Linked DNA regions of Homo sapiens: regions 2, 3, 4, 5 and 6 are each linked to region 1. A link is a loop called in an ENCODE intact Hi-C map of the cell type or tissue named here. Cell type or tissue: Calu3. All regions are shown on one strand.

What was found. Peaks named below come from ENCODE experiments on the same cell type or tissue, not always from the same donor. Only the 100,000 strongest peaks of a DNase experiment are listed, where the experiment ranks them.
Region 2: a loop joins it to region 1, with 7 times the contacts of the local background. A loop is called at or near these places in 6 of 110 quality-filtered maps.
Region 3: it touches region 1 in a loop (3-fold over the local background); 4 of 110 quality-filtered maps call a loop at or near these places.
Region 4: a loop joins it to region 1, with 3 times the contacts of the local background. A loop is called at or near these places in 3 of 110 quality-filtered maps.
Region 5: it touches region 1 in a loop (2.6-fold over the local background); 4 of 110 quality-filtered maps call a loop at or near these places.
Region 6: it touches region 1 in a loop (9-fold over the local background); 5 of 110 quality-filtered maps call a loop at or near these places.

The regions. Positions count from the first base shown.
Region 1 is chr6:21,020,295-21,024,294 of GRCh38, forward strand. The region is part of intron 11 of CDKAL1 (CDKAL1 threonylcarbamoyladenosine tRNA methylthiotransferase); the gene reads left to right. Among named protein-coding and RNA genes, the nearest start is that of CDKAL1, 490 kb to the left of the region's middle. In Calu3, no CTCF peak of the experiment used is centred here; a DNase peak (open chromatin) is centred at 2,267.
Region 2 is chr6:20,875,997-20,879,996 of GRCh38, forward strand. All of the region lies in intron 9 of CDKAL1 (CDKAL1 threonylcarbamoyladenosine tRNA methylthiotransferase), which reads left to right. Among named protein-coding and RNA genes, the nearest start is that of CDKAL1, 340 kb to the left of the region's middle. RefSeq lists enhancers at 1,085-2,284, 1,628-1,857. In Calu3, no CTCF peak of the experiment used is centred here; DNase peaks (open chromatin) are centred at 1,545, 2,655 and 3,745.
Region 3 is chr6:21,106,528-21,110,527 of GRCh38, forward strand. It overlaps CDKAL1 (CDKAL1 threonylcarbamoyladenosine tRNA methylthiotransferase), which reads left to right. Exons shown (of 16, transcript NM_017774.3): 13 at 1,874-1,936. Among named protein-coding and RNA genes, the nearest start is that of LINC00581, 400 kb to the right of the region's middle. In Calu3, no CTCF peak of the experiment used is centred here; no DNase peak of the experiment used is centred here.
Region 4 is chr6:20,562,082-20,566,081 of GRCh38, forward strand. All of the region lies in intron 4 of CDKAL1 (CDKAL1 threonylcarbamoyladenosine tRNA methylthiotransferase), which reads left to right. Among named protein-coding and RNA genes, the nearest start is that of CDKAL1, 30 kb to the left of the region's middle. In Calu3, a CTCF peak has its summit at 2,255 (motif pointing right); no DNase peak of the experiment used is centred here.
Region 5 is chr6:21,275,921-21,279,920 of GRCh38, forward strand. No RefSeq gene overlaps it. Among named protein-coding and RNA genes, the nearest start is that of LINC00581, 230 kb to the right of the region's middle. RefSeq lists enhancers at 1-167, 168-672. In Calu3, no CTCF peak of the experiment used is centred here; a DNase peak (open chromatin) is centred at 1,881.
Region 6 is chr6:21,218,141-21,222,140 of GRCh38, forward strand. All of the region lies in intron 15 of CDKAL1 (CDKAL1 threonylcarbamoyladenosine tRNA methylthiotransferase), which reads left to right. Among named protein-coding and RNA genes, the nearest start is that of LINC00581, 290 kb to the right of the region's middle. In Calu3, no CTCF peak of the experiment used is centred here; DNase peaks (open chromatin) are centred at 1,951, 2,361 and 2,651.

The DNA.
Region 1 (4,000 bases):
GCTGCCATAAAAGGCTTGTTCACTCACAATGTTAGACAGAAATATATGTTGGTTATATTAGAAATAGTCCCATATCTTCAACTACTTTTAGCTGTTTTTGACAGAAAGGAACTCTGTTAGAGTTCACAGGTTCACAGGTACTATTACGTACTTCTGTCTTTTTTATTTTATTTATTTATTTATTTATTTTGAGATAGAGTTTCACTCTTATTGTCCAGGCTGGAGTGCAATGGCACTATCTTGGCTCACCACAACCTCTGCCTCCCAGGTTCAAGCGATTCTCCTGCCTCAGCCTCCTGAGTAGCTGGGATTACGGGCATGCACCACCACGCCCAGCTGATTTTGTATTTTTAGTAGAGACGGGGTTTCTCCATGTTGGTCAGGCTGGTCTCAGACTCCCTACCTCAGGTGATCTGCCTGCCTTGGCCTCCCAAAGTGCTGGAATTACAGGCGTGAGCCACCGTGCCTGGCCTTTTTTCCTTTTTTTTTTTTTTTTTTAAGAGATAGGGTCTCATTATGTTTCCTAGGCTTATCTTGAACTCCTGGGCTCAAGCGATCCTTTTGTCTCAGCCTCCCAAGTAGCTGGCATTACAGATGTGTGTGTGTGTGCCACGGTACCTGACACAGGTACTATTATGTAAGTAAGAATGAAGAGCCAGAGAAAGAATGCTAAAGCAAGTATCTTATGAACCCAGCCACTTAGTTACAGAGATACTGAAGTGAGGTACTGTCAGGATTTTCTTCCAAGCAAGAACTGTATGGGAGTAATCAAAATCACAATACTGATGATAGAAAATTTAATGTAGTCCAGTAATTGAGAGCACAGGCATAGGGCCAGTTAAACTGATATACAGATTAGATAGATAGACTAAATCCTATCTTTGTGGTATGTGGACCAAATTACTTAACTTCTCTTACCTTGATTTGCTTTTCTGTAAAAATGAGGATAATTACATCCTTTCTTTAAGGTTTTTTTTGAGAATTGAGATAATATGTGTTAAGATGGGCTTAATACAGTCCCTGGTAGGCACTCCTTAAATGATTGCTGCTACTTTTTTATGTATTCAAAGCAATATTAATAACAAAACAACCACAATACAGAACACAATCAATAAATGATACCTAAAAAATAAAGACAAGAATTTGTTGCAGATTAAGTGAAAGACAGCCCATTTAATCTAAAATGCACACAAAAATATGAAGGAAAAAAAACATTGAAAATATTTTATTTTCTTTCTACAGCTTTTTTAATAAAATGCCCCTAAGTTGAACGTACAGTTCAGTGGGCAGAACTCACCCAAAAGATTGAGAAAGCAGAGGGTAAATATGTAATAGTTACATATTAATTGATATCAACTAATGTCTCTAAGAACGATGCCATCCTTTGGGGTTGTCAAAGTTGAAATTAAAGATACATTTTTTCAAAACCAGAGTTTTCGTCACCATTTGTACACCTTTCTTTATTTACCTCACCTAAGGTAGCACCCCACACACTAATTCAACCCCCATAGTGCCATCCGTCCGGACATTTCAGTTGCTTCTCTAATAAATGTCTACTTTCCTGGGACACCTTATGGTCCTTGTTGCTGGTGGTTAGTTTTGTATGAAGTCATTGTCTTTGAAGTGTTGTTGGTTGATAATGCGTGGGAACTTATCTTTCTTAAATATAATTTACCTTTGGCTGGGGTATTTAATGTCTTAAAGCAAAAGAAGAAACAACAGAATAGGTCAGGAACTCTGAAGGGCCAATGTTTGAGATCTTGTTTTGGAAGGAATTTCAGCAACGGTAGCTGGGCAGAAGGCTGACCCACCAACATATTTTAGCAAAGCTACAAGGATTTGGAATGATAGTGGCCCCCAGCATGGCCTCCTACTTTGCAGGTCCCGAGGTATGAAATTAAGTTACATTTAAAAATCAGAATTAGTTCTCTAATCTTCAGATAGTGTTAAACCTTAACTCATTCCACTGTTTGGTTATAAATAAATAAACATAACATTTGTCCCAAGTTGTTCTACAGGTTCACGCCTAGCCATAGAGTTAACTTTGAGCATTATTTGCAGTGCAGGGGGTAAATTATCTTCAAAACGCTCATGGATTGGCTGCTGCCCAGAGTCCTGAGAGATGTAATCAGTTTCAGTTAATTCTAAACAATAGATTGTGGCAGGAACTCAGCTAAGTGGCGGGTTGACTGCACCCAAACTGTTGATTTAAGTTGTCAAGAGAGCTTGACTCATGCTTAGACTTGACAACAGTTTGGGTCAGCTGGCTTAGCTGTAAACCATTACCAGTAAACTCTGCTCCTTTTGTGTGTGAGGAGGGAAGGGGGATGGCCCTTCTGGTCACGGTCTCCCTCCCTGAGCTCACTGCAGACTCCACGGCCTGGCTGGGAGGCTCTTTGTGACTTTTACTGTGCTCAGACTTCAGTCTCTTCATCCCTGTCATGCGCATCAGTGGGTTTCTAGCCACAGGCCTGAGGAACTGCCAATATAGTATGTGCTTTGTGTACTTTCTATTCATTTCTAACTTTTGTTGGTGATGTTTAACAGGAAGTGCGTTACTATTCACTGTACCGTAATCCATATCTGTACAGCACTTAATGCTGTTCACAGAGAACTCATATTGTCCAATATATTTTAGGCTAGGGCAGGGCAGGAATTACATTGCATCAGCATTAATCATCCTTGTTACCTTTTGATGAGATCATTCAGGTTAAATACTGGTTGGAAGAGTGATCTAAAGTTGAAGGCATGAGGATAAATGTAGGAAAAACATTAGCAGTTTGCTTAATGTAAGTTTTTTTTTTAAGTTTGAAGATAAATGTTTCTCAATTGATAATTTTTTTTTTTTACCATTAGCCTTTGAACATTAGTAGTAACAATTTATTTTTATTTAAAGTTTGTCCACACATGCAAATGGAAACATGTTACCCCTTGGATACTAGCTTAAATTTATTTACTCCGAGGTGATTTAAAGTCCACATATAGGTATGCTTGTTTCAGCAGGTCAGATTTAAGGATACCTTAATTTAGTGATGAGGTACTCTGAAGGTCTGAACTTGAGAAGGTGATCCAAGGTGACTATAACCTTACACTTCCTGTTAGTACCTGGCTCAGAGTCTCAGGAGACTTTGAGGGCAGTGTTTTGATATGAATTGCCTTTGTGTTCTTTCTGTAAATTAGTTTTTGGTATGGAAAGCCAGAAAGCTCAAGTCCTTTAAGTACATAAGTCAAGCGGCTTTTTTTTTCCATACCCCTGTCAAACATTGTACACTTATCGCTTTCCTTTTATAATTTTGAAAGTCTCCAAATCATTAAATGATATGCTTCTCAGTTGTGGATGGTTCCATTTTCTAATGACTATTTTGTCTTCTAGAGAATGTCTGCTAAAATTCTTCCTGATTTTTATTTTACTTTCCAATGTGGTTTTCATTTATCTTAGAACAGTGTGCAAACTTTCACTGAGAATAGAAACAATAAACAGAATGGCACAATATATTTTTATTTACTATAGATCATATCCATTTAGCTTTTTCATGGCCCTTTCATCATTTTCTATTGTGCCATTCACTTTAGTGGGTACGTTAGTTACTCACATGGTGTGACCTGGGAAAGGAACATTACAGTTGTTTTTCTTTGGTTTACATAATGTCATCAAATGAGGGGAAACTGTCCTTGGCTGAAGAAAGTTTCATGAATTTTAATGTGTACCATTTCCTTTGTTATTAATTTGTAAATAAATATATGATAGAGAGTAAAATAATGAAAGATTTTGGCAATTATATTTTAGCCAAGAAAATAATGAGAAATACCTATTTTCTTGCATCTCACATTAACATCTGTTAGGTTACACTTACTATTATGAGATGAGGGTTCACTTTAGAGATGAGTCAATAGTATAAATATTAGAAGCAATTTTCTAGGACAAAGTATAGAATGGTTTTATAGGTGACATGTGCCTGTGCAATGTTGACCTATTAATAGAATTTATTTATTTATACCC
Region 2 (4,000 bases), 140 kb before region 1:
CAGACCGAATTGAAAAAGGCTAAACTTACATGTTAAAATAATTTGGCAATCTAACTGCAGATTCAAAATTTCTGAAAATGTAAATAAATTAAAATGTAGGCAGTGTTTTACCATCTGTAATGAATTAGCATTCCATTTTTACCAGCTGCTGCTGGGGTTTTTGAAGCTGACTCAGGATCTGAGCACCCTGGTGGGTTTCTGCTGATAAATATAAGAACCTGTAGTTTAAAACTGGCAGAGCTGGACTGGGGATTAGAAAAGTCACTGCAACTTTAAGCAGCAGATTCTTTCACTTGGGGCAGGATGTAAGGGTGTACTTTCTCTAAAGATGCCGTCAGTACAAATGCGGAGGATAGATTACTACTGCTTGCTGCTAACATGACAGGACATTCAGGGTGCCACTACTGTTGAGTGTGGAGTCAGCCTTGGAGGAAAAAATCCCCAAAACCTTCTTTGGCAATTGTCTCTTATGTAGTGGACATATTTTAGGCAAAATGACAGCATTTGTGCATTGATGGGATTAATGCTTCATTCTAAGGATTAAATTCGTTAATATTTTTTCTTTGTGTACTTTTTTATTCCTAAAACTTTTATTTTGAGCATGCAGGAGACAGGGATTTCTTGGAAAGAATATGAATTTTGAAGTCAGGCAGACCTAGATATGAATGCAAATTCTGTTGCTTCTTAGCCACTTGTAACAGGCAGGCGTAGAATTCAGTGTGTAATCATTAAACATTTTGTTTTCTTTCCTCACATTGGTGAGGATAGTTTTCTTTTGAGTATTTGCTTTAGTGCCTTTAATTAATGAAAAACAACTAGTTAAAAGGTTGGCTAATTCCTTTATGATATACACACACACACGTACACACAGAGCTACCTATCTCCTCTCTTACTTTTTATTGTCAGTCTTTTTATTACAAATTAGTCTTCTACATATTATAAATTTAAATGCTAACTAGAACCAGCTAAAAAGTCAATACACTTGTTCAATCAACACTTTTATTTAACACATAGTATGTGCTGTGTATTGGAAGGTCTGGTGATGATGGTTCCAATTCTGGCCTTCTGAAGCTTATATTCTAAATGGAGGATGCTGTAGACTGCTGTGAATACGGTGGAATCAATAAGCATTTACATTGTGATGGGAAAGACTTTTGTGGTTAGGGAAGCATTCCTGCAGGCAGTGTTGTAAAATGTGGAGCACTTTACAAAAAATATGTTCATAATAGCAATTACGACTGAGGGATATGAAAACACCTCAACTGTTAAATAAGCATGGTGATTCTGACCTGGACAGATTTGTGAACGTCATCTACAAGTCTTTGCCATCTAATATCTGATGAGATTTAGGGATTTTTAGCCTAATATCTTGAAAGTATCCTTGGAGTTTTCAGATCCTCACTTTGTCCAAACTTGCTGTCCTGTTCCTGTTTTCACAGAAACTTCAGGTGTCCTCACAGGCTGACTAGGACCAAGGTATACCTATCTGACCATTATGCGGGCCAGTCTGAGGTCACTGCCCTGGGGCTGAGACCTGTGTCACTGATTTACTAGTGACTCACTGTGTATTACCGCAGCTGGCCCTTGACTCTGCTTCCTCAGCTGTAGTTCAGTATGAACTCAGAAAACTTGTTTGTGACCCGAAATTAGTTCTGTGTTCATTTCTTACTCTTACTCATGCACACATGACTCATGACTTAGTCCTTGTTTTAAACTTGTGCATTAGGGTAGCTCTGAATTATGTCCTCCTTCTCCTAGAAGCAGAACCTCTTATCCTGTTTTGACTTGGCCCTTGACTGCTTAAAATGTCTGTAGTTGGCTTTGTATGGTTATAATCCTAGCCCCTTAGGCTGGGAATTTTGGCCATCTGTGGTCTCTATTTCTAGCCTTAGCCCTAACCACCCCACTTCCTGCTGCTCCTGTCAAATGCACTTACTTATACTTTTCCGTATGTGTCTCAAGCTTTCCTACAAAGATGATGGGTCTTTGCTGACCCTATTTCTTTCGTTCAGGATGAGCTCAAAATTACCACATTAGTTTTGAAACTTGCTCTAATTTCTCCTACCAGGAGGAATTTCTTCCTTCTTGGCAATACTGTGGTATTTAATGGTATTTTACTGTTTTGCACTTTGTATTATACTTATTTGTGTTATGTCTTGTCGCCCCTACTAGACTGTAAGATGATTTTATCTGTATACCATTAAGTGTCTCATACATACAGATTCTCAGTAAAATTTTGCTGGTGGAATGGAGTGGAGACCCAGGCTTTAGATAGTAACTGGGAACAACAAGATCGAATTTCTTATCTGTTCGTACCTAATAAGCTCCTCTCTCCCCTCGCCCATAGGCTTTGCTTACCTGTCACAGAACCTACCCTGCCTTTTTTCCTACATGCGGTATTATTGTCCTGAACTCCTTCAAGTGTTAAGTAAATCAGTAAATCTTTAAAGCCAACCTTAGCGGCCAGGTGCAGTGGCTCACGCCTGTAATCCCAGCACTTTGAGGGGCGGAGGCCGGCGGATCACTTGAGATCAGGAGTTCAAGACCAGCCTGGCCAACATGGTGAAACCCCGTGTCTACCAAAAACATAAAAAATTAGCCGGGTGTGGTGATGCATGCCTGTAATCCCAGCTATTCAGGAGGCTGAGGCGCTTGAACTCGGGGAGTGGGCGGAGGTTGCAGTGAGCTGAGATCATGCCACTGCACTCCAGCCTGGGTGACAGAGCAAGACTCTGTCTCATAAATAAATAAATAGCTAACCATAGCAACTCTATCAGATTTTAAAGAAATATCCCCCTTCGGCAGGGCATGGTGGCTCACGCCTGTAATCCCAGCACTTTGCGAGGCCAACGTGGGCGGATCACCTGAGGTCAGGGGTTCAAGACCAGCCTGGCCAACATGGTGAAACCCTCTCTATACTAAAAATACAAAAATTAGTCAGGCATGGTGGCGGGCGCCTGTAATCCCAGCTACTCGGGAGGCTGAGGCAGGAGAATCACTTGAACCTGAGAGGCAGAGGTTGCAGTGAGCCGAGATCGCACCATTGCACTCCAGCCTGGGTGACAGAGCAAGATTCTATCTCATTAAAAAAAAAAGAAAAAAATAATAAATAAATAAAAGAAGTATTCCCCATTGGTGATTGTACCAAAAGGATATAGAAATACCTGCCTAGTCCCTAGGACTGATGTACAGGTGGACTCTTTGCATTTCTGTAGAGAACCCACAAAACCTCTAGTACCAGTGACAAAGTCAGGCTGCCCCAAAGGGGCAAAGCCACTTTGGTAGAGTGAGGAAGAGGCAGTAAGAGTCTCTAGTTAGTTTTGAAGTCTTGGTCTTCCCTGGTCAGGAGGAGTAGAGTACACCTGCTGGTTTCAGCACTGCTCTCAGATGGTTAAAAAACCACTCTCAATATATAATATCTCCCGCCTGTTATGTAATAGTCACTTCAACAGTTTTTATGTTGTTTAACTTTTCAATACAACCTTTTTGGATTATCATTATTTCCACTTTTATAGATGAAGAACTAGAGATTCAAAGATTCATTCAGGAAGCAAATATGTGTTGTATCCTGGGGTCAGGCTGACTGTTGTCTCTGCCTGCTAGTCTGGAATTTAAACCTTGTTCTCCTTTGTCACTTGATATTGGCAATTTCTTTCCTGTCCTTGCTGGATTTCCTGCATTTCTCACTTGTGCTCTCCTCTGACTTTTCTGACCTCTTTGGTTCTAAAAATTATCCCTGATTCCCACACTTCTGGTTCCTATTCTGTGTGGTGACCCCTGCTGTTTGCTGCCCACACCTCGGAGTGATGCTGAGTGAGGGAATCCAATCTCCCAAACAGGAAGCTTACCAAGTTTTGAAAGCAGAGCCTTTTCTTGCAGTCAATTAAAGGTTCACTCTGACTGTCCATTTTTAAACTATGGTATGAATTTTGTCTGTCATTTTCTTGCCCTTGTCTTCCTGTGAGAAGACTGTGTTTTATTTATCAAGATAGTAGTTTTA
Region 3 (4,000 bases), 86 kb after region 1:
ATTGTGCCACTGTACTGCAGCCTGGGCCACAGGGTGAGATCCTGTCCCTAAGTAATAATAACAAGAGTACAATTTAAAATAATACACATAAAAATACAGTGTAACAACTATTTACATAGTATTTATATTGTATTAGATATTCTAAGCAATCTGGAGATGACTTAAAGCATACGGGAGGATGTGTATAGGTTATATGCGAATTCTGCACTATTTGACATAAGGAACTTGAGCATCAGCGGATTTTGGTATCTACGGGGAGTACTAAGGGACAGCTGTACATAGAATGACCTCTTTTCTTTGAAAGTAGTAATCAATGTTTGTGTTTGTGTGTGTGCGTAGAAGATTTGGACCCATACACAAATTGCTTATGGTGGTTATGGGGCAGGGATCACAGTGGATGAGGAGAAAGCCACTTTTTTTTTTTTTTTTTTTGAGATGGAGTCTCGCTTTTTCGCCCAGGCTGGAGCTGCAGTGCAGTGGCACTATCTCGGCTCACTGCAAGCTCCGCCTCCCGGGTTCACGCCATTCTCCTGCCTCAGCCTCCCAAGTAGCTGGGACTACAGGCACCCGCCACCGTGCCCGGCTAATTTTTTGTGTTTTTAGTAGAGACGGGGTTTTACCGTGTTAGCCAGGATGGTCTCGATCTCCTGACCTTGTGATCCGCCCACTTCGGCCTCCCAGAGTGCTGGGATTACAGGCGTGAGCCACCGTGCCCGGCCAAAAAAGCCACTTTTATATTAACTAGTTGGCTGTAATAAGAGAACCTCATACTTCTTGGTTGTCACAGATACACTAAGGAGCAGGGGATGGAGAGGGGACTCATGTAATGCCTGGGTTCAGCTCAAGAACACGTCATTAGAAATGAAAAGAGCGTTCTCTTTCTTTTTTCTTTCTTTCTTTTGTTTTGTTTTGTTTATTGAAATGGAGTCTCCCTCTGTTGCCCAGGCTGGAGTGCAGTGGTACAATCTTGGCTCACTGCAACCTCTGCCTCCCAGGTTCAAGTAATTCTCCTGCCTCAGCTTCCTGAGTAGCTCAGATTACAGGTGTCCACCACCACACCCAGCTAATTTTTTTTTGTATTTTTAGTAGAGACTGGGTTTCTCCATTTTGGCCAAGCTGGTCTCGAACTCCTGGCCTCAAGTGATATACCTGCCTCGGCCTCCCAAAATGCTGGGATTACAAGCATGAGCCACCATGCTCGGCCAAAAGAGCCTTCTCTTCATAACTAATCTATGAGGCTTATGTGTCATCATTACAGATATTAAGAGTTATATGCCTGTATAACTCATACATTCATTTATTCATTAACTTAGCCAGTATTTATTGAGTGCCTGCTGTGTGTAAAACACCATGCAGGGTACCTAGGCTATATAGCAGTGACACAGTAAAGGTATCCTCATAGCTGCAAGCTCCAGCAGACAGACCCAAGCTGTAACCAGGAAGCCTGAAGGAGGTGTATCGTTTAAATGAATGCATGTCTGTGCCCAATTCTGAGTAACAGCAGTTGGTATTACAATGAAATCGGAAGTGCCCTGTGTATTAAATTTTCTTTCGTTTTCAGTGTTTTCTTCATTTTAGTCTGTTATGTATTTTCAAATACAGTTTTTGATGATGATTAGTGTTTTAGTTATGAAATCTTCTAGGAAGAGGTCACCTGGTTGCTCTGTGATAATGACCCACATAACCATAAAGTGACTTTGGTTTTTAGTTGCACCCCTGTGTCTTCTCAGCCTCCACAAAGGAAGAATCTCTTAAAAAAAAAAAAAAAAAACTTTATGTATGTAGAGATATATACACACATGTATATTTTTTATCTGCTGTCAACTCAATTGTTTGTATGTTGGTTTTTTGTTTTTTTTGTTTTTTTTCACAGAAAAAGCAAAGGACAAAAGATCTTTCTCGGGTGTTTCATTCTTACAGTCCATATGATCACAAGGTAAGAGAAGCATGTTAATAGCATATTAAGTATTAAAGTCTTTCCGAATGTATAGTACAATTTTCACCAACATATGGTGATTCTGAAATACACTTACCAATTACATTTATATTTCAATTTAAATTTTTTAGCTCTTTATCCCTTTTAAAGAAAACAGAAATGTTATATTTCTGAACTATAATAATTATATTTTATTCACATTGAAATCTAGTTACATATTGGCACTGAAATCTCAAAGACAGTGAAAAGACACATTTTGGGGTGTATTTTGGTTGGTTGGTTTTTGTTTTTTCTTTCCAAACACTGTACTGGAGGAACTTGGGTTTTGGATTGGTAAAGATAATTGAAATGCTGACTGCAAAACTTGATTCTTCATTCCTCCTGATAGAAAGTTATTTTTCTAAATGAAAATCCTAATAAAAATTAGTACATAGCATCATGTCTGAAATATCTACTGCCTGGAGCTTTGCTACACAGAAAATGACCAAATAACGTGACGACCCACATGTACCCATCCCACAGCTTCATAGATTCATAGTCCGTCTGTGTCATTTATACCCTACCTTCTCCATCCCTCATGTTTGAAAAATTCCTAGACATCTTTTCACTTGTAAGTATTTTACAATATATTTGTAAAAGATAAGCACTCTTTTAAAAAGAAAAAATATGTAGCCATTTTTAAGAAAATGCTTAACTCCACATCTTCATGGGGAAATAGATTACAAGGTTTCAGAGACTTGTGCAAAACTTCTAAACCATGTAGGATTCCAGTAAATCTGTTAATTCGAGGTGATTTCAGAAGCAAACAAAAAATTTGCACAGTTGAAATGCTAATATAAACTTAAATCTTTATCTATGAATTTATAGGGAGACATGTGGTAGGGATTTTTTAACTAGCCAAAGTAAGTAGTGTGAAAACTACTTTCCTCAGTTGAAAATACAGAGATGTCTGGATTCAGGAGGGAAAAATTGTGCCAGTTCATAGAAGTTGAAAGAATTTGAAACACTAGCTTCTAGTGTTTCTATAGTGACCAATTGACTTAAGCACCAAAAACTCGTAAAAGAGATGTTTATGCTTCATGTGACCATGGTGATATGTAATACTAAAACTTATATCATTCCAAGTTACATTTTTCAAGCTAAATCAGTCACATTGCAGAATGCAGCAATTTGTTTGAAAGAGATTGAGAGAGCCAATAGGGTCTGACAATGCAGACAGAAGGAGCAGGCTGATAAGTAATACAACAGCAAAAGGAATGAGATTGGCCAGATTTCTGAAGGTAGTGTTGCATTTTTTTTTAGATGAAGCCACTTAATGAACATAAGTGCAGCAGTGGCTAAAGTTAACATTTAACAACAACAACAAAAAAGGCGATGGCAAATCAGAGGTTTTGCCTGGCTTGTCTAAATTTCGCCCACTTGTAACATTTTTAAATTCGCAGTTAAGGGAAATTCCATTCTTCTTTTATTAGAACTCTTAATGGAACCTAGCCATTTGCAGCTTCTACCGGCTTCCTCCTCATATCCTTTGTGGCATTGTATCAAAGTCACCTCAGATTATTTTGGCTTCCCTTCATTCCTCTACAACTTAGTCATCAGGCAGTGAGGAATTGAATCTAAATGCTTGATGGAGTTCCTTTTGATCTTTAAGATTGGTAATAAATTATTGTAAATAGCTAGACTGCTTGATGAGTGCCTTTTGAAGCTCCTAAGTTTTGGTCTGTTGCCATTCTGTTTTATTCTGGATGTACAGTAGTGAAGGAAAATGGAAAAGTTTTATTCCAGGCAGCTCCCGGCCTCCTTAGTAGCCTTTACCTACTTTTCTAAGTTCCATCCAGGCAAATCTATCCATGTTACTTTTAATATTGTCTCTCACTGATTGGAATGTCCACAAAGACTAGAACCATAGGGATAAAGTAACATGCACTATTTTCCCAATCTGAGAATGTTGCTATTTTTCCCCGCATGAATTAATAGAGGGTTGTGTTTAAAGTTATTTTGTCATTTGAATTACCCACTTATATTCAAGCAAATTGGTTTTCTAGGCAGATAGGTTTTAGTGTA
Region 4 (4,000 bases), 460 kb before region 1:
TCAAACTTAATACAGTATGGTTATATATATTTCCATTTATTTGTGTGTGTTCCTGTGCCCTCGCAGAGAGATTATCTTGGAGTATTACTTGTATTCACTTGAGTTATTTGCAACGGTTGGTAAAGAGGCATATTGTAAGGGTGGGAATGAGAGTGGCATTCTCTTTGTTTTTTTTCTTTTCTACCCATGGAATAATGAAGAGAGAAATAATAAGGGCCTTCAAAATGGGATTTCCATCCACTCAGAAATAAGGAAAGGAAATTTAGAGTCTCTGGAGAAGATCTGGAATGCTATTTACTCTTGAGGGTAGACAGCATCCAGCCCTACTAAAGATGAAAAAAGGAGAGCCTGGGGATGAAATTAAATCCATCAAAAAATTCACTGTTGGTCAGGCCTGGTGGCTCACGCCTGTAATCCCAGGCTGAGGTGGGCGGATCACTTGAGGTTAGGAGTTCCAGAAGAGCCTGACCAACATGGTGAAACCTCGTCCCTACTGAAAATACAAAAAAAATTAATCGGCTATGGTGGTGGGCGCCTGTAATCCCAGCTACTCGGGAGGCTGAGGCAGAAGAATTGCTTTGACCTGGAAGGTGGAGGCTGCAGTGAGCCAAGATCATGCCACTACACTCCAGCCTGGGCAATAGAGTGAGACTCCATCTTAAAAAAAAAAAAAAATTCATTGTTAGCATGTTATTTCAATCTTTCCCGGCAAATCATACTTAGAGACAGCTAAGTTTATCAATTCTCATGTCCTATACGGTGCTTTTTCTTGAATATACGGTAGACAAGAGGTAAGGCCTAATGGGTGAAGTAACTACATTTCTGAGTTAGTGTCTAATTGTTTTTGATCACCTAGTTCCATTTGACAGAAGATGTAGTGCTTATGGCTCATCCCATTGACTCTTTCTCTGCTTTCACTCCTTCAGCAGTGTTTTCAGTAGCCTTTTTGGTGATCTTATTGACTTGTCTTTTTTCTGATGTTCTTTTTAATTGAATTGCTATATGATATAAGATGGAATGATTGTGTTTTAACCATGATCTTCAAGTCTGCTGTGTAAAGAACTAATGATTGCAGTTTGAGTAAAATTCTTAGTAACAAGTGAATCAAAGATAAAGATAGATCATTGAGAATATTTTTTTTCTCTCCATGAGGAAGTTCATTATTAGCTAGCTTACAAAAATGAAGGAATTGTGAGAGTGTTCTGGAATAAATGTTATGGCTTAATAAAACTATTCAGAAAATCACTGAACAATACAAAAGTGGAAGACATTGAAAATGGTATATGGACACATCTAAGATCAAAATTAAGCCAGAGAAGCTTTAGGGAGAGTATTTGAAGCTTATCATTTCCATTTGTAACGGCTTTTTATATTGTGGTGTAAAATCATGTGCAAGCCATAAACAAGGGCTTTTAAAAATATTTTTGTTAATTTTTTTTTAGTTTTATAGAGATGGTGTCTCACTGTGTTGCCCAGTCTGGTCTTGAACTCCTGACCTCAACTGATCCTCCCATCTCAAATTCCCTAGTCACTGGGATTACAGGCATGAGCCACCACACCTAGCCAACGAGGGCTTTTTTTTTTTCTCATTAACATAGAGATATGAAGAATACTATATTGGATTAAAAGTTTTTGCATTTGTGAAGTGTAAGCAGCTGTGTGAATGTAGTCAATGTGTATTCTTCATTTAATAAACATAAGTATCTTTTCCTTTCCAAATTATACAAAAAATACTAAAAGCAATCAAACGATTTTTACAGAATCTTAACTAATATAAAAATTTGTTCATTGCTTATAATACAGAATAATTATATAACTTGGCTCATTATCTAAGCTTAATGAATTAATGTTGGAATGTAAAAACGAGCAATTTTAAGCCAGCGATGGCTCAATCATTTTTAACTGAGGGATTTTGGGATCAATTACTAAAATGTTCTGAGCCTCAGTGTCTTTAAAATGTAATGATGCTCTATTAATCTCATGAAATTGAAGTGAAAACAAATGTGAGGTAATATGTTTTTGGAAATATTTATAAGTTTAAAAATAGCCTGCTTGGTACTTGTGCCTGTAATGCTAGCTACTCAGGAGGCTGAGACAGGTGAATTACCTGAGGCCAGGAATTTGAGTCTGTCCTGTGCAACATAGCAAGACCCCATCTCCAAAAAAGCTAATATATTTATAAAGCTTAAATGTTATAAAATGATAAACTGATGGTTTTTGAATTCTTTGCTCTACTCACCTTTCATCTGTTAAAGATGTTTTTGTACAATTTAGCTCAGTTCCTAAATATACCAAAAGATGGCACTGTTTACCTATGTTTAATATTTTAATTTGCATTTTTTGATGAAAAAGTGTGTTGAATGTTTTATCTACAAATGTTTTAAATTGAGGTTATTTTTTTACATTTAATTTTCTGTTTTGTAAATGGATCTTTAATTCATGTAAAGTTTACTAGGACCAGGTTTCATTTTTATTTTGAAATGGTTTGGAAATTCAGATATTTAACAATCATTTTGTAGATATAAACTCCTGTGTGATCCATTGTAATTAATGATAAAACCTTGTATTAATGTGACAGCTAATGTTTCATGGAAAACCTAGTTGCTTTTGTATAACAAAAACCATTAAATTTTTTAAGCCTCTGAAAACAGTCCAGTGATTAAAACATGACAGCCACAAATAAATTATTTATGTGGCTTTTAGGTCACACTGCCCAGGTTTATTCATTTTAGAAAGTTATTTTATCTTAAAAGTACCTTTGAAAATGTAGCAAAACCTTTCATTGCTTGAATTTCCTACTCACAGTTGTGTGATGAGAGGAGAATCTAGGTCCAGGTCCTGCGAAGAGCTTCTCTGGGTGAGAAATGCAAAAATTAGATAATATGAATTTGACTTGAAGTGAGGGTTATTTATATAGCAGGATGTGGTGAATACACTTCCCATACAGTTAGACGGAAACCTCCTGATTGTTCATTTATACAGCCTATTACATCCAATGTAGTTTATGACCTAGAAAGAGAATACAAGTAGGATATTTTTTTATCCCATCAAAGCTATCTATATATATATATATTTTTAAATGAACAGCATTTGTCAGTGATTTTTACAGGGGTGAAAAAGCACAAGACAGTTCCATTACTATTATAAAATGTTTTACTTTTGTTGTGGGGGTAAGTTTAGAAGTCCAAGATATAATAATTTCAGATGTGCTTCTACTGTTTCCTTTACTTAAAAGTAGGGACTATTTTGAGGCAATATAATTTGTATGTTTCAGTTTTTATTTCTCTCTGAAAATCACTTTTTAGGGTACCATGCCTTGGAAAGAAAGTTTACATTTTTTTCCGTTAAAAACCCATCCTCCTAACTCTGAAATGACTGTCTCAGTTACTAAATGTATATAGCTTGGGGGAAGTGAAGGCACAGTTGGCAGTTAGAGGTTTGTTTTTATGTTCATGGGAGTATATGTGCTTATATTTAAATGTTCACTCTTCTAGCAGGGTTTGTTGATGTTAGTAATATGCTACATATGCGATTTGTCTGAATTGTTTAAAAATGCATAATTACAGGAGGATTTGATTATTCAGCAACAGTTCCAGTAGCTAAAGACTATCATATAGATATTTTCTTCCAGTATTTGACAGTGGTTCTGTGAGCTATGAGTAGCATAAAAAATAAAAAGAAGATACTGTGACTCTTTAATACCCTAGAGGCCGTAGTCTTAGGATATTCTTACTGTAGAGATGAAAAAACAGGGCTTCATTAACAAACTGAACTGCTATTTCACCTCTTTTAGTAGATGTGTAATTCTGTGGGTTTGGTAAATAACAAAGGCTTTTTTCCTAAATGATTTAATGCTTTCAGATTTTTGTGGGAAAATTAGAAAAAGCAAAAATGCACTCAGTGATTTTTTTTTTAAACCCCTTTGTTTCTGGACAAATGGACAAAGATAGTTAAGTGTCCCAAAAATGGTTTTAACAGGCTTCCCTCTCCAACCCCATAC
Region 5 (4,000 bases), 260 kb after region 1:
GAGTGCAGCAGCATGATCTCGGCTCACTGCAACCTCCGCCTCCCGGGTTCAAGCAATTCTCCTGCCTCAGCCTCCGAGTCGCTGGAGCTACAGGCACACGCTGCCAGGCCCAGCTAATTTTTTTGTGTGTTTTAGTAGAGACAGGGTTTCACCATGTTGCCCAGGCTGGTTGCGAACTCCTGAGCTCAGGCAATCCACTCGCCTTGGCCTCCCAAAGTGCTGGGATTGCAGGCATGAGCCACTGCGCTCAGCCTGCTGTGAGTTCTATAAGGTATTGAAGTGGAGAAAAAGGGAGAGGGCTAGGCTAACGATAATGACATCAGATTTAAGTTTAATTTATATACTGGTGTGAACAAGTAGGAAATCCTGTGTGCAGTGACAAAACCAACGCTTGATCCCTGCTTTCCAATAAGCATTAGTATTTATAAAGCTTTGCACTTTGGCTTCCTGGACTGGTCATTTTATAAAGGAAATTCCTCCTACAGTTTATCTTATCCTCAGTATTTTACACCAAGTATTACTCTCAAAGCTCAAAGCATGCAATCTGAAATTCTTTGGAGAACTTTTTCCATTGCTGTAGGAAGTCTGAAGTCCTTCCTGCTACAATGGAAGAAGAAAGAAGTGCTCAAGGAGTGACTGAATCACCTAAGTTAGCATTAAATTCATAGCTACAGAAAAACCATGTCTCTCTATTCTCTTGTCTTCTCTGAGATGGAGGGCTGGCAAATGTTATTTTGTAATATCCAGTTTCAACTAAATGTTGCTTTTATTTAAACACAAGTGAGAAAAAAACATATTTTTATTTATTTATTTGTTTTTGAGATGGATTCTCGCTCTGTCGCCCAGGCTGGAGTGCAGTGGTACAATCTCGGCTCACTGCAACCTCCATCTCCAGGGTCCAAGTGATTCTCCTGTCTCAGCCTCCCAAGTAGTTGGGATTACAGGTGCCCACCACCATGCCCAGCTAATTTTTGTATTTTTAGTAAAGACGAGGTTTCGCCATGTTGGTCAGGCTGGTCTAGAATTCCTGCCCTCAGGTGATCCGCCCGACTTGGACTCCCAAAGTGCTGGGATTACAGGAGTGAGCCACCACACCTGGCTAAAAAAATTTTTTAATGTTTTATTTTGAAATAATTTTAGATTGCAGAAAAGTTTCAAAAATAATACAGTTTGCTTATATCCTAGTTTCTACTGATATTAACCTCTTAACATTACCACAGAACATTTGCCAAATCTAAGAAATCAAAATTGACTAAAGTCCAGACTGTATTCAGATTTCATCAGTTTTAGGAGAATATTTTTAAGTCCTAAATATCTGAGTGTATGCAGAAGGTTCAGCTCGGCTGTTTCAAACTCTATGAAACTGAGCTTATGGGATCAATCATATTATTGAATCACAGAATGGTATATAAGGAAAGAATTTTAGAGCCCATATAGTTAGTGCTACTTTTAAAAGAAATCCTCAGTTTTGTAAAGGAGGTGAATAAGTCCTTTGAGGAACCTGAAATTATTCAGGGCCAACATAACTTTAGTATTCTCTGCCCAAACAACTCTGAATAGTGGTGGCTTCGGTCTTGGCTGCCCTTTTCTTGTTGAGAAAGAATCCTTGTATGCACAAACACATTCATCCAGCATTGAAATGAAAACATCTCTTACATTGTCACGCGCAGAAACATCCCAATACTCACAGTCCTTTTAACCTACAAAAGGAGGAATTCTGTGGCATCAGCCACTGCAGAACAGAAAGGTGGAGTTTGTGGAGAGGGCGCGATAAGGTCTACTTCCAACTTGAAACACGACAACGGTGAAATGAGTCATGCTAAAACTCTTTGGGTTTCCTGGGAGAGGCATTTCATTAGGGCTGTCTGTGTGGATATGGGTTAATCCCAGGTACTTGTAAGGTGGTGTGATTCTGCATATCAACACAGCAAGGAGCACAGGAGACACTCTGTCAACATGCATAACCATTAGTCCATCTACAGCTGATGCCTCTGAGTCATCTTATTGAGAATCAGGGCAACCCGAATAAATTTCTCCCTAGCAGTACAGATGGATACCAGGAAACCAAGCAGATGCATTGTAGCTAATCAGGCAGAGGCACAGCAGGGTAACAAGAAGCTAAGATTCACATGCCTTCATGAACCTTAATTAAAGAGCTCAGTGCCTCCTTTTGTTTTATCTGTTGCCAGTGTTTTGTCTCCTATTGTGACAGGTTTTTTTTTGTTTGTTTGTTTTTTGTTTTTTTCAAGTAACCATCAATTTGCTGTGATAATCTAATGAGGAGACAGAACAGTCCTATCTATGTATGTGAAAGAGTAGGGATGGTTATGGCTGCCCAAGAGTTAAAGAGCCGCTGCTCCTGCAGCTGCAAACCAACCTCACAAGAGCCAACTAGAAGGGAGGCAGGAGAGAGGGTGGGAGGAATCCAGGATACCGCAGGACTCATCTCACATTGTCTTCTGCAATCACCAATAAAAACCCAAAACCAAATGTCTTTAAGGGAGAGAGAGCTAAATTATTGAGCAAGCTCTTAACAGCAGGCAAGTAGAAAAGGCATCTGCAGATCTGTGCTTCACACCCCAGTAATAAATACAGTGTTGAGAGAAGAAATCTGTCCAAGCAAACTCACAGGGATGGGGACAGACTCTGCTATCAGTCTCCTCTGACGCGCAAAGATTTGAGGCAAAGGTTGTTGGCTGGGCCCGATGCCCTTCCATGTGAGCTGGGAGGGGTGACCGGGGTGAGAAGATACCAAAGCCCATAAATAACTAGATTTCCTGTAGTTGAGGGATTAACCCCACAGCAGTTCAAGAGAAGCCAAGGAAAAACTGGTCCCTGCGGAGTATTACAAACATATCTCTGGGCAGAATTTCAGTTTTGCAAGATGGAAAGAGTTTTATGGACGGAGGGTGGTGATGGTTGTACAACCATGTGAACACATGTAATGCCACTTAACTGTACGCTTGAAAATTGGTGAAGATGGTCAATTTTATGTTAACGTGTATTTTACCACAATTTAAAAAAAGTATCTAGTATCTCCACGCGGTGTCTGCATTAAAGGGGTAAATGTGCCGCTCCTCAGAGCAAGTTCCTTGAGGGCAGGAATAACTATTTATTTGCCTTGCTCTCTCTAGTTCTGGGAATAGTCGTTGGCACATGGTACTCTGCTCAATAAAAGAGCATAGTTATCTGCTCTGTTTCTTGGGCTTAGTTTTGTGGATGCTTCTAAATGACACAATCTCACATGTGTGGCTGGAAGGCAATGGAAAGAGGCATTGCATCCTAACAATTTGCATGTCAAGGTAGTTGGGTAGTCTTGGAAAGAACATTGAATTATAAAGCAGAAGCCCTGAGTTCTATTTGTAGTCCATGTTTTAAATTCAAAGTTCATTGGCCAAGACATTTAAATTCAAAAGTTCATCGGCCAACTCTCTGGCCCAGTTTCTCAGGACAATCCTGTTTGATGGTGTACTCATGGGCTAGACAAGCTGCTATAGGCTATGTTGCCCCTTTACATCTTCATCATACTTAAATCTAGATAAATTCATATTTTTAGATGACAGCCTCATGCCCCTCCCTCTGTCATCCCCCCAAAGCAATGAACTCCAATTGTAGAGATTAAAGAGACCAGAGGTGTCAAGAAATGAAGATACCTAGTTTGGGCAGTGGGCCTAGGTGTGAGATCAGCCCTGTTTTAAAATCCAATAATTCACTGCCCCAACTGTGGCTGTTCAGAAGAGCTGTGCTCACTCACACATCACTAAGAGTGTGCAATCACAGTGGTCGAGGCTCAGTGACCTTATTCACTCATCCTGCAGGGCCTGCTTGACTTGCAACTCTCTGCTCCTTTCCCCCGGCTCTCGGGCCATCTGGCTTCATATTTTGGATCGTGATATTGATCTCAGGTCCGCCATGTTTTGGTGACCCATTGGACTCTTCCCTGCATGCTTCTCTGTAGAACACAATAGATCCAAAATGGTGATAAAAATGAGTCTTGACA
Region 6 (4,000 bases), 200 kb after region 1:
TAAATATTTAATATATCTGAAATTGATTTGTAAACATGGTAGGTAGGGGTTAAATTTCATTGTTTTATCTGTGTATAAGCAACTGTTCCAGAAAACTTTATTGAAAGTCTGTCTTTCCTATTGGTCTTCAATGCCTCTGTTATGAATCAGATTTCTAAGTATGTGTGAATTGGTATCCAGCCCTCTACTTGGCAACTTTTTGTATTAGTTATCTGTTGCTGTGTAACAAATTACTTCAAAACTTAGAAACTTAAAACAACAAACATTTATTACCTCACAGTTTCTGTGGGTCAGAAATCTAGGTGCAGCTTCTCTGGGTGCCCGTGGCACAGTACTGCTCCTTCGGCTGCAGTCAGGCTGGCAGCCGGGGATGTGGCCTTAGCTGAAGGCCCAACTGGGGAGGATCTGCTTCTAAGCTCACTTTTATGGTGATGGCAGGATTCAGTTTCTCATGGGTTGTTGCTTTAAGGTCTTAGTCCTTGGCTGGCTATTGGTCAGAGGCCTCCTTCCATTCCTTCTCCTGTGGACTTCTGCATAGTGCAGCTCACAGCATGGCAGCTGGCTTCCCTCAGAGCAAGCAAGCAAGCAGAGAGAGAGAGAGATGGAAGCTACAGTACTTTGTAACCTAATTTTGGAAGTGGCATCCATCATTTATGTTGAGCATTAGAAGCAAGTGAGTACATTCAGACCATAGCCAAGGGGAAGAGATTACATATGGGTGTGAATACCAGGAGGCGAGGCTCACTGGGGATCATCTTCAGGGCTGCCTACCATACTTTTATAGTAACATAAGTAATTAAGTTTTTTAATATTAATCTAATTTTAAGTGCCTTTCCATAGGATCATTATTTTTTACTTTTAAAAACTATATTCAAAATAGAAAGGGAGAATGGGCATGTCTTGGAACAGATTTTTGGAAGAAAGCATAATAGAACTTTGGGAGTGATAGGAAAATATGTAGAGATGTGATCTTTCTTCAGATGGTTGGGTTCAGTTTAGTGTAATTATAGTAAGTACAGTCATCTCTTGGTATCTGTGGGGGATTGGTTCCAGGACCCCCGATGGGTACCAAAATTCATGGATGTTCAAATTCCTTATATAAAATGACATAGTTTTACATATAAACTACCCACATTTTCCCATGTATTATCTCTAGATGACTTTTGATATCTAATACAATGCCTACACATCTCTTCAGATTCATGGATTCAACATAGTATTCAGTGTGTGACAAATTCAAGTTTTGCTTTTTGGAATTTTGTGGAATTTTTCCCCCCTGAGTGTTTTCTATTTGTGGTCAGTTGAACTTGTGGGTGTGGAACCCACAAATATGGAGGACCAATTGTATAAACCATGTAATTTTTCCTAACTAGTTTATCTGCATTTTCCAAGCTGCAAAACTATCATGGTGATATGTAGGAAACATTTTACATATTAGCTTCTCATTTATGAGATTCTTTGAGATAGAGAAAAGCACCTGCCGTCTCCTTTATTCGTTTTATGCAGTTTATAGAGCTCAGTGATGCTGAAACCGTATTTCCAGTGTCACTGAAAATGATACTAAGAACAGGATGAGAGGGTTGTATTGTAATAACAGCTAACATCACACATGTCTTCTTTTTCATTTAAAATACAAACCAAACATCTGCCAACACACTTTCATGGTTACCTAGTTGGAATGAAACCCTTAGGAACAATTATTTTGAGTTGAACTGATGACTTAAAGATGAAGTTTAATACACCCAATTGTTATGTTTGTGAACATCCTGGCTCAGTGCTTCCTGTGTGCGCTGCATGGAATGAGAATGGTTTCGGGTGTGAGAGACTATTGAAAAGATTTCTTCATCAGTAAAGCATCTTGACCCAATTCACCTTTTATTTCTTCAACTTTGCCACACCTGTGGGGCAGCTTTCATTCATACTGATGCTTATCTCCAGCCACTAATGAGGAATAGATGAGTTCAGGTTTCTACTACTATCATGAATGTTGGGATTACAGGCTTCATGGTTCTAAGTGTGCCTCTTGGTTCCTTTTTTATGTTAAAGCTCGTGCGTGCGTGCGTGTGTGTGTGTGTGTGTTTGCGAGCACATGTGCACTTGTCCATATATCTTAGGCTGATATTTAGTTAGCAGAAGAGACTTAAATGACAAGTTCTAGAATAATTTCCAAATTTCCAAACTTTGACCCAGTAAATAACTAACTTGTGTTTTCCTTATGTGCAGTTACTAAGAGAACCTTTTCTACGTACCTCTCTTTGGAGAAAAAAATTTAAACAATGAGGAAGCAGTAAAGATAAATGTATCTCCAGCTAAGGTGCCAGATCTCTGATAGCATACCTTCTTGGCAGGGCTTACTTTGTGGAATTGGAGAAGTTATGTATAAACAAATGCCAGCGCACCACTGTTGGCAAAGATTTCTATACTGTGTTATTAATTCTAGATCTGGTTCTTCTGTCCTACACCCTCCCCTTATTTTGGTAAATGTAACAAGCCAAAAATTAGGAAACTATTATAAGCTCATTTGAGTGAATATTTGTTACTAAGCCAAAGATTAAGACAGCTAAAAATGAAGGTATTCAGATAGAAGCCCACAGCTGGAGTGTCGAGAATGCATTACAAAGCCTGAGGGGCCACCTTTGCTCATTCCTTCTTATGAAGGTCTGATGCAGCAGTTCCTGTTAGGGATGCTTACCTTAGGAGGTGCTTCCTGAAGTTTATACTGGAGAGATTAAAATATAATTGTGGGCCAGGCACGGTGGCTCATACCTGTAATCCCAGCACTTTGGGAGGCCGAGGTGGGTGGATCACCTGAGGCCAGGAGTTCAAGACCAGCCCAGACAACATGGTGAAACCCCATTTCTACTAAAAATACAAAAATTAGCTGGGCGTGGTGGCACATGCCTGTAATCCCAGCTACTCGGGAGGCTGAAGCAGGAGAGTCACTTGAACCCGGGAGGCGGAGGTTGCAGTGAGCCAAGATCACACCACTGCACTCCAATCTAGGTGACAGAGCGAGACTCTATCTCAAAAAATAAAAATAAAATGTAATTGTGATAGAGATAGCTTATAATTTTGTATTCAATACCAGAATTTTTTTCATGGAGGGGAAACAAGGTCTTTCTCTGTCACCCAGGCTGGAGTGCAGTGGTGCCATCACAGCTCACTGCAGCCTCCACCTCCTGGGCTCAAGTGATCCTCCTACCTTAGCCTCCCGAGTAGCTGGGACTACAAGCACATGCCACAATACCCAGCTAATTTTGTATTTTTTGTAGAGAGGGGGTTTCGCCATGTTGCCCAGGTTAGTGTAGAAGTCCTGGGCTCCAGCAGTCCACCCACCTTGGCCTCCCAAAATGCTGGGATTACAGGTGTGAGCCACCATGCCCAGCCAATTTCAAGATTCTTTTCTATAGTATACTGTACTGCATAATGTATGTTTTAAGATTGTTTCCTTGCATTGGTCACATATTTGGTTTCAGTAGGTTTTCTGCAGAGCCCATATGTTCAGGCATGGTGGGGGGAAAAAAGCCTGTTCTAAACTCTAATTTATCCTGAGATCTGAGCTATCAAACAATTTTTTCTTCATCCCTGTTAGATTGCACTTCAAGCTCTTAACAGTGCCTCTGAGCCATGAGAAAAATTTACACATGAGAAATGTTTTGAAGCCATTAAAGTAAGTTCAGAGCTTAAGAGTTGCTTTCACATCTCTTGAGTCAGATGAAATGCGGGCTTACAGAGAGTAATAATTAGGTGATGGGCAGATGCCAAGCTTTGTTTTTTGATACGATTATCTCTGTCTTTCATTTGGCACCGTTCAAGTCTGCAGGTTGGGCATTCTGAAAGAGAGGGATCACTGAGACCACACAGGGGCACATCAGATCTGTTCCTTTGGTGGACGTCAAGGCAGAATTACTCAGAATATAATCTGAAATGCATTTGATCATACAGTAGATAGTTTAATAATTTATGTTCAGACTTATTAGCAAAGCCTTGTGTTTACTCT